2 separate regions of the Homo sapiens genome follow, and region 1 is linked to region 2. The links are chromatin loops, found by intact Hi-C in ENCODE. Cell type or tissue: GM12878. All regions are shown on one strand. Region 1 overlaps SMG9 (SMG9 nonsense mediated mRNA decay factor). Region 2 has its middle 7.7 kb from the start of LYPD5.

Region 1 (5,000 bases), 64 kb before region 2:
TCGCCCAACAGTGGTCTTCACCTTTTCTAGATCTCCATCAGCCCACTCTGAGATCTGGTGCAAACTAGGGACCTTTTCCCTAGAAGAAAAGCCTGACTGCAAATGTGTGTAAAATTCTGCATACGGCCAACGGTGGTGGCTCACACCTGTAATCCCAGCACTTTGAGAGGCCAAAGCGGGAGGATTGCTTGAGCCCAAGAGTTTGAGACCAGCCTGGGCAACAGAGGAAGACGCCATCTCTACCAAAAAAGTTAAAAACCAGCTGGTGTGGTGGCATGCCCCTGTAGTCCCAGCTACTTGGGAGGCTGAAGTGGGAAGATCACTTGAGCCTGGGAGGTAGAGGATGCAGTGGGCTATGATCGTGCCATTGCACTTGAGCCTGGGTGAAAGAACAGGACACTGTCTCAAAAATAAATGAATAAATAAAATTCTGCATATACTGTTAAGGGATTAATGGACTCCTGACGCTCATCCATGGAGGCCAGGGTAGTATCACCTGCTTTACAAAAAAACAGATCCCTGTATTTTTAGGTAACTTCAACATGTCTCTGTTCTTCACCACCCCAGTGGCTACTATCCATTCTCATTCCCCATTTTGATTCTCCCTTAATGAGATGTGTATCTCCCCCATTCCCAAATTCCTACATTTTTCCCTTTCCTTCTCTGCCCCCAGTTTCGGGACCTGTTTCTCAAGTTCTCCCCTCCCCAAAACCTGCTCCTGTGCCCTTATGCTTTATCTTCATAATCACATTCCATCCTTACTCAAGAATGTTGTTCAGGCCAGAGAATCCTCATGTCTGATCCTCCCCAGCCTGGAGAAGCAGAGCCATTTTCCCAAGGTGACACAGTAGGACTGAGGCTGGTACAGAAACCACTCTCTGTCTCCAGATCTCTTTCCCCACTCTATTTCTCAGATCGTATCAGCTACCATTCTGTGATACTTGCTCTATGCCAGGTGCTCATTAACTTTTGCCTTCTTGATCTTATTTTATTCTCCAAAAATCTACCTGGACAGGGGATACGGGAAATGAAGTGACCTGCCCAAGGTCAACCAGTTATGTTGCAGGGCTGAGCCTGAGGTGGGCCCAAATCCAAAACCTTAACAACTACATCATCCCACTTCTTGTCTAGGACCTGTACCATTTCCTGAGGCCAGGCAGGAAGGGAGGGAGGGAGGGAGGAACAGGATTGGATGCCTTGGAGCTACACAGATTTAGTCCAGCCCATTATCATCTTCATCTCATGAAGACACTGAGGTCTACAGAAGAAAAGCAACTTTCCAAAGTCCTTTGGTAACACCACTTGAAACACCCAAGCCCACCTTGCCCCTGCTCCCAGTGGGTGCCCACCTCCCTCCTGCACCCTATCTGATAGCCCCTCACCTCTGGTCCTCCTCTGGAGTGTTGGCTGACAACAATGACATGACCATGGACTTGCCTGTCCCCTGGAGGCCCAGGACACCAACCACCAACACATCAGTCTGATCCAACAGGTACTGTGGGAAAATACATAAATGACTCTGACAAGTCTGTCAGCTGCTGGAGCTGGAATGAGGGGGGGACTCCAGAGACCCTTGTGGCTCCCCCACCTGCCTTATCATATATGAAGAGAAACTCCTATAGTCCCAACCCCTTCAACTAGGCATAGGGCCTCTGTTCCGTGTCATGGTAGGATTATGTGAAATGTTTTAGACACAAACAACAGTGTCTGTGAGAACTCTGAAGTAGAAAAGAGCCTAGCATGGTCAAGAAGCTAAAAGGAAGTCAGTGTGGCTGAACACAGCGGGAAAAAGGGAAGTCTGATCTTGGAGAAGTGAAAGTGAGAGTCACAGGAACAGAAGGGCAGGTTGGAGAAGATAGGACTCGGCGACTGAGGGCTACTGGCACAGATTCCTGGCAAACCTGGGAAAGCACATGAAAGGGAGTGGTGTGCAAACAGGAGCCACCCAGGCTTTCGTCTGTGTGTGTGTTTTTTTGTTTTTTTTTACATTCATATGCTGTTGTCTGTGGGATTTAAGAGCCCCTCTGGAAATTAACTGAGACCAACTCTGGGCCACCAGCTCTGCTGACTTTCACCACCAGGGGGTGTAAGAGACACTCCTCAAGGAAAACAGCTACGTTCTGAACTGTGGCTGCTGCTCCTTAGAATTACCTTAAAATTTTGTTTTGTTTTGTTTTTTAAAAGCGAATCCTATAGGCCAGGTGTTGTGGCCCACGCCTGTAATCCCAGCACTTTAGGAGGCCAAGGTGGGAGGATCGCTTGAGGCCAGGAGTTCAAGACCAGCCTGGCCAACATGGTGAAACTCCGTCTCTACCAAAAATACAAAACCCGGCTGGGTGCAGTGGCTCACACCTTTAATCCCAGCACTTTGGGAGGCCGAGGCAGGCGGATCACCTGAGGTCGGGAGTTACAGACCAGCCTGACCAACATGGAGAAACCCCATCTCTACTAAAAATACAAAATTAGTTGGGTGTGGTGGTACATGCCTGTAATCCCAGCTACTCGGAAGGCTGAGGCAGGAGAATTGCTTGAACCCGGGAGGCGGGGGTTGCGGTGAGCCGAGATCGTGCCATTGCACTCCAGCCTGGGCAACAGGAGCGAAATTCCATCACAAAAAAACAAAAAAAAAAACAACTATCTGCGCGTGATGTCGCACACTTGTGGTCCCAGCTACCTGGGAAGCTGAGGCTGGAGAACTGCTTGAACCCGGGAGGTGGAGGTTGCAGTGAGCCGAGATGGTGCCACTGCACTCCAGCCTAGGCAACAGAGCGAGACCGTCTCCTAAATAAATAAAGCAAATCCTGGGCCCAATCAGGATTTAACGTGCTTTAACACATTAAAGCAGAATATCTATGGATGCCCTGTTCAATCAGTAGGCATTGATCATACATGGCTATTTAAATTAGTAAGCTTAAACAACATTAAAAATTCTGTTTGGTTGTACTAGCCACATTTCAAGTGCTCTAAAGCCACATCTGGGGATAGCGGCTACCATACTGGACGGATAGTTCAAATATATATGATCTTCATCACTGCAGAAAGTTTTCCTTAATAGCGCTGAAGGGTAGGGTTTGGTTTTTTGTTGTTGTTCTGTTTTTTGTTTTTTTAAAGCTCCCCAGTTAATTCCAATGTGAGAGTGGACACAGAAGTGGCAGGGGCAAGGCAATAAATGGACTTGAGGCTGTGCTAATAAGTCCAGGCTGCTGGGTAGGAGAGGTGACACCTCTGGGACAATCTGAGCAGGGGTGTGACAGGTCTAGGGGAGAAAAAGCAGAAGAAGGGACACAACATCTGGGAGACTGGTGTTATGTATGATGATCTAGGAATGTGAGGTCTGAACTAGAGCAGGGGGTGGTGGGATGGATGGGGGTCACTTTGGGGGAGTGACATTCAAAACAGTTGACACTGAGACAGCGTGGGCTTCTTGTTCTTTTTTTTTTTTTTTTTACTGAGACAGGGTCTCACTCTGTTGTTGAGGTTGGAGTGCAATGTCATGATCACAGCTCTCTGCAGCCTTGACCTCCTGGAGTCAAGTGATCCTCTTACCTCAGCCTCCTGAGTGGCCTGGATGCCTCCTGCCACCATGCCTGGCTAATTTTTAAATTTTTGGTAGAAATGGAGTATTCCTATGTTGCCCAGGCTGGTCTTGAACTCCTGGGCTTAGGTGATTCTCCTACCTTGGCCTCCCAAAGTGCTGGGATTACAGGCATGAGCCACCAGCAAGGGTTTCAACCAAATAAGAAGGGTACTGGAGCAGGGTCCAAAAGACTCCCCTGCTGTGGATGGCACGGGAGATCCCAGGGGTCCTGGGGTGGTAGTGAGAGTACTTCTTTACCAATCGGTACCAAAGGAGTTCTGTATTTTACCAACTAGCAAGCACAGCCGAGCTAGTTGAAATTCCGCTCTGGTTAGGTGAGAATGTTCTGATACCACCCCCTCTCACTGCTGTAAGTTGCCTCAAAACCCTCCAGTCTGGTGTTGCCTACAGAGAGGTGGAAGATCAGAGGATGCAGGATGTGCGGAAGCTCAGGCAGGGCAGGACCCCTCGGTACCTCGATGGCACTGTCACACCAATTCATCTGGTCATCCACCAACTTGATGCTGTGCTTCATGCGCTCTGGGGGCAGTAGTTTGGCCTGACCCACGACAGCTGGAGATTGGAGAAAGCAGGAGACAGAGGATGCAGTGAGGATCTGTGAGGAGACGCCAGTTCCCAACCTGGTACTGCCCAGCCCCAACTCACGGTCCATGGCTGCTGGTGCGGCAGTGCCCATGCCCCGGTTCTGGATCTGGTACACAGGCTGTGTGGGTCTCTGCCCCTCCTTCTCCCCCTTGGGTGGCGCAGGGGCTGCAGGGGGTGGTGGGGCGGTGCCCTCAGGGGTAGAGGCACCTGTCACGGCCACAGGCCCCTTCCCCTCCTCCCGTGGCTTCATGAGAACGATGGGCTTCTCCAGAGGGGCTGGAGCAGGCGGGGCAGCAGGGGCTGTTGGAGGTGGTGGCTGTTTTGACTACGGAGGTAAAAAAAATCCCATCAATGGGGGCAATCCCTTCCCTAACGGCTCCCCCTCCTCCCTCCTTCTCTGCTCACCCGCTCTGCTGGAGGTTTTGAGAGGATGATGGGGGTTTTCTGCATGACGGAAGTGCTTGTCTCTTCGCTGGCATCCTGTGGTGAGGGAGGGCAGTTACTCATGAATGGCTCTCCTGGACATTCCAGATCTTTATGTACCATGAACTATTCTAAATGCCGAAATATATTAACTACCTTGATCCTACCAACAGCCCTGTGAGATAGATACTATTATTACCCCCACTTTACAGATGAAGAAAATGAAGCCTAGAAAGGTTAAGCAGATTGCCCAAAGTCACAAAGCCCAGGCAGCCTGGCTGCAGAACCAAATCCTCAAGCATTCTGCTCAGCTGCCTCTGCGAGGCAACAAGCCCAGGAGGAAAGGAACTAGGAGCTAGACAGGTCTGGGTGCAAACCTGATCCCGCCTCGTGT
Region 2 (5,000 bases):
GTGATAGCTGTGCTCACCTGTGTTGTTGCAGGCTAGGCTCTCCTGGGAGGCAGATTGTGAGGCTGAGATTAGCATGCAGGACCTTGGGATCAATAGCTGCATAAAGGAGGCAAAGGAAACTGGATTTTGAGCAGAGGGTGAGATTGGGTCCTGATTCAGTCAATCCAAGGGTTCAGTGCACCCCAGGGGGAGGTCTGGCACTGGGCTTCTGGGTTCTGATCAGCTGAGGCAATGCCCAAGGGGCTGACATCAGAAGCAGCTGTCAGAGTCCTTCATTCCTAAAGAGATCTTGGTGGCAAATCACAGCATCCACCACATTCTACTCATTTCTTTGTTTTAGTGTATTTTTCTCCATCTCCAGTGTATTTTTTCCACCTCTTTGAAATAAACATTAATTACAGAATCCTTTGAGATTAAACAAAGTTACCTGATCTGGTCATTTATTCCTCAGTTGAAAAAATTGATGTGAAACTACTTTTCTGTCTACCGTTACTGTCTTTTGGAAGTTAAATGCTCTTTTTTTTGAGACAGAGTCTCACTCTGTTGCCTAGGCTGGAGTGCAGTGGCGTGATCTTGACTCACCACTGCCTCCCAGGTTCAAGTGATTCTTATGTCTCAGCCTCCGGAGAGGCTGGGATTACAGGTGTCTGCCACCACGCCTGGCTAATTTTTGTATATTTAGTAGAGACGGGGTTTCACCATGTTGGCCAGGCTGGTCTCGAACTCCTGACCCCAACTGATCCACTGGCCTCAGCCTCCCAAAGCATTGAGGTTACAGGCGTGAGCCACTGCACCCAGCCTAACTGCTCTTATTTAAGGTGAATAATTTTTAAGAGTTTAAATTTAAGGGTTTAATATTTAAATATTCACATCTAAAGAGTTTAATATTTAAATTAGGTGGCTGGGTACCTGGATTGACGAAAAGAACATGTAATTAAAGGGTTCGTTTATTCTCCATTTTTCCTGTCTTCCAGTTATTTCTTGAATTTTCTTTTCTTGGCTTACCCAAAAGTGGAAGGAGTAAATTCATGGTCTGTTCTGCTCAATAATTAATGGATCTGTGCTACATTCTGCCAAAATAGCAGCTGTGGAAATTTTTTCCCCTTGCAACTTTGTTTTTCTCAAAAATTCATTCAATGATCCACTTTGTTTCATAATAGCTTTCCATTTTCTGGTCCTGATTATTTTTTGTCCTTGATAGACATCGAATAAGGTTAATATTTTATCTTAGAATTTTAGCATCTTACAATACTATGTAGGCAACAAATCATTAAATTTTCATAAGTTTATTTTTATACTGATGAAATTTCTAAAGCAATAATAAGCAACTACTATAATAGTATAATTAACAGACTTGCATAATACTCTTTAATTTCAACCCACACACATTCTTTGTGGATGATTAATGGTAACCGGATATTAGTTTGTTGTGTTATTGTTGTTGTTGTTTTGAGACAAGAGTCTTGCCCTGTCACCCAGGCTGGAGTGCAACGGCGTGGTCTCGGCTCACTGCAACCTCCACCTCCCGGGTTCAAGTGATTCTCCTGCCTCAGCCTCCCGAGTAGCTGGGATTACAGGCGCCCGCCACTACACCCGGCTAATTTTTGCATTTTTAGTAGAGACTTGGTTTCACCACGTTGGCAGGCTGGTCTCGAACTCCTGACCTCGTGATCTGCCCACCTCAGCCTCCCAAAGTGCTGGGATTACATGTGTGAGCCACTGCACCTGACCGGATATTATTATACAGTGATTTGTGCCAAGTGAAAGGACTTGTAGATTTATTTATTTATTTAAGACAGAGCTTCGTTCTTGTCACCCAGGCTGGAGTGCAATGGCGAAATCTTGGCTCACTGCAACCTTCGCCTCCCGGGTTCAAGCGATTCTCCTGCCTCAGCCTCTGTAACTGGGATTACAGGCGACTGCCACCACGCCCGGCTCATTCACTGGGCTAATTTTTGGTATTTTTAGTAGAGACAGGGTTTCACCATGTTGGTCACTCTGGTTTTCAACTCCTGACCTCAGGTGATCCACCCGCCTTGGCCTCCCAAAGTGCTGGGATTACAGGCGTGAGCCACTGTGCCTGGCCAGGACTTGTAGATTTAAACATAGAATTCAACAATTCCAGTCTGGTAGAGTAAATAATTAGATGAAAATATGAACTGCAATATGAAATACTGAATACAGACAATGTGCTGGCACCATTAGGGACTTTAACAAAATGTTCTGCATATCAGGTGGAAGAGCAGCTCATTGTTTAGAAGCACAGACTATTTTAAATGACATAAAATCAACACGTCTTTCCATTTCAAAACCAATGTCTCCTTAGTATATGGAAGTAGAATGGTAGCTACCAACCCTCTTGGAACAAGACACTTTACTGCCATCTGCTGGAACATAGTTGCAATAAATTGTAAATCACTTTTGCAACCGTCAATAGCATGCACAATACATAATAATTTTCAAAAAGTTGTTTTCAAAATAGTAAAGATGTCTGTGATATGAATAGCACCTCCTTAGGTGTAGTGTTCTTGTGCAGTGCCCAACATGAACAACTGCACATGGTGACAGTAGAATCATGGCATCTGCAAAACAAAATCCATTTTACTTTTTCCTCTCCAATCTTTATGCCTTTTTTTTCTTTTTCTTGCCTTATTGTATAGGCTAGAACTCCCAGTACATGATTGAATAGAATTAATGAGAGTAAACATGCTTGTCTTGCTACTGATGTTATATAGTCGTGTGTTTTTTTTAGACAGGGTCTTTCTCTGTTACCCAGGCTGGAGTGCGCTGGCATCATCATGGGTCACTGCAGCTTCAACTTGCTGGGCTCAAGTGATCCTCCCTCCTCAGCCTCTTGAGTAGCTGGGACCACAGTTGCATGCCACTGTGCCTGGCTAATTTTGCTAGTTTCTACCCTTCCCTTCCGTTCCCTCCCCTCCCCTCCCCTCCCTTCCCCTCCCCTCCCCTCCCCTCCCTTCCCCTCCTCTCCCCTTTCTTTCCCTTCCCTTCCTTTCTTTCCGTTTTTCTTTCTTTCTTTCTTTTTTTTGGACAGAGTCTCGCTCTGTTGCCCAGGCTGGAATGCAGCGATCTTGGCTCACTGCAACCTCTGCCTCCTGGGTTCAAGTGATTCTCCTGCCTCAGCTTCCCAAGTAAGCTGGGATTACAGGGGCCTGCCACCACGCCTGGCTAATTCTTTGTACTTTTAGTAGAGATGCGGTTTCACCACGTTGGCCAGGCTGGTCTTGAACTCCTGACCTTAGGTGATTCACCTGCCTCGGCCTCCCAAAGGACTGGGATTACAGGCGTGAGCCACTGCGCCCAGCCTAACAGAAAAATATTTTTTAAATAATAGTAAATATATACCAGACCACCCACAGCGTGATCAAACACCTTTCTTTGGCAGCATTTGTGTAGTTTCTAATACAGCTTTAAAATATGTTCATAAAGAATTATTAAATATCCTTTGTATTTATATTTTATTTAGAGCCTGGAGAAGGCTCTAAATAAAAGGTGAGAGGTGAATATTTTGAGTTAACTTGATATAAGCAAGGTTTCACAGATTAACTTTGAAATATAGGATGACATGGGGCTGGGTGCCATGGCTTATGCCTGTAATCCCAGCATTTGGGAGGTTGAGGCAGGATGACTATGACAGCTTGAGCCCAGGAGATTGAGGGAAAAAAAAATGGATAACATGGAATAGTTGAGAAACGTGACATCATGAAAATAAAGGTGATTTTTCTAAATTTTATTGCAAACAAATTTAAAGGTATGAAAGTGTTGAAAAATTAGCTCATCAGCTGGGCACGGTGGCTCACGCCTGTAATCCCAGCACTTTGGGAGGCCAAGGCGGGCAGATCACCTGAGGTCAGGAGTTCAAGACCAGACTGGCCAACAGGGCGAAACTCTGTCTCTACTAAAAATACAAAAATTAGCCTGATGTGGTGGTGGGCACCTATAATCCCAGCTACCTGGGAGGCAAAGGCAGGAGAATGGCTTGGACCTGGAAGGCGGAGGTTGCAGTGAGCAGAGATCACGCCACTGCCCTCTAGCCTGGGTGACAAAGGGAGAAAGAAAGAAAGAAAGAAAGAAGGAAAGAGAGAAAGAAAGAGGGAAGGAGAGAGGGAGGGAGGAAGGAAGGAAGGGAGGGAGGGAGGGAGGAAGGCAGGCAGGAAGACTCATTGATCATCCATATAGCAATTATGTGGATCAAAATTGTCAACATTTGCCATATTTGCTTATTCTATCTCTATCTTCTGTGTCAGCCTCTGGTGCATAGGAAACCACAAGCAAAATGTAGGGGCTTAAAACATCAAGCATTTTACCCCTCTCCAAATCCTGTGTGTCTCTTGGGTTGTTCTTCTGATATGGGCTGGCTTGACTGATTTCTGCTGGGCTCTGTCATGTGCTTGTGGTCAGCTGGAGGGTTGGGTGGTGGCTGGATGACCCAGAATGGTCTCACTCACAAGACTGGCTGTCAGGCAGGCCTCAGTTCTCCTCCAAATGGCTAGCTTGAACTTTATCACATGGGAGTTGCAACGTTCCAAAGGGGAGCAAAAAAGAGCAACCCCTAATAAGCAGGTGCTTTTCATGCCTTTGCTTATGTTATGTTTGCTAATGTCCCATGTCCCATTGGCCACAGCAAGTCACCAGGGTATCCCAGAGTCAGTGCAGAAGGACACTAACAAAAGGTGTGGATAGAGGGAGGGGAATGATTTGTGGTTATTTTTTCTATCTATCTATCTATCTATCTATCTATCTATCTATCTATCAATCTATCATCTATCTATCCATCCATCCAGCTATCTATCATCATTATCATCTTTATCATCTATTATTTGTCTATTACTGTTGAACCATTAAAAGCAAGTTGCAGACATCTTTTGCTTCACTCCTAAATATAAATTCTGGCATAGGCAAGGGTCTTTCTCCAATTCAATTCTTCCCTTCCCTTCTTTTCAGACTATTTTTAAAGGGCTAAATAACTTGAAACTTGATCG

The links. Hi-C counts contacts between places; a loop is a spot of excess contacts. Peaks named below come from ENCODE experiments on the same cell type or tissue, not always from the same donor. Only the 100,000 strongest peaks of a DNase experiment are listed, where the experiment ranks them.
Region 1: a loop joins it to region 2, with 10 times the contacts of the local background. A loop is called at or near these places in 26 of 110 quality-filtered maps.

Annotation. Positions count from the first base shown.
Region 1 is chr19:43,743,390-43,748,389 of GRCh38, forward strand. SMG9 (SMG9 nonsense mediated mRNA decay factor) reads right to left here. Exons shown (of 14, transcript NM_019108.4): 3 at 4,589-4,663; 4 at 4,244-4,508; 5 at 4,053-4,150; 6 at 1,383-1,495. Among named protein-coding and RNA genes, the nearest start is that of SMG9, 9.1 kb to the right of the region's middle. RefSeq lists a silencer at 4,395-4,524. In GM12878, a CTCF peak has its summit at 2,067 (motif pointing right); DNase peaks (open chromatin) are centred at 2,072 and 4,652; H3K4me3 peaks cover 588 bases; H3K27ac peaks cover 2,157 bases.
Region 2 is chr19:43,807,606-43,812,605 of GRCh38, forward strand. It overlaps a transcript of LYPD5 not described here. Among named protein-coding and RNA genes, the nearest start is that of LYPD5, 7.7 kb to the left of the region's middle. In GM12878, a CTCF peak has its summit at 2,381 (motif pointing left); a DNase peak (open chromatin) is centred at 2,336.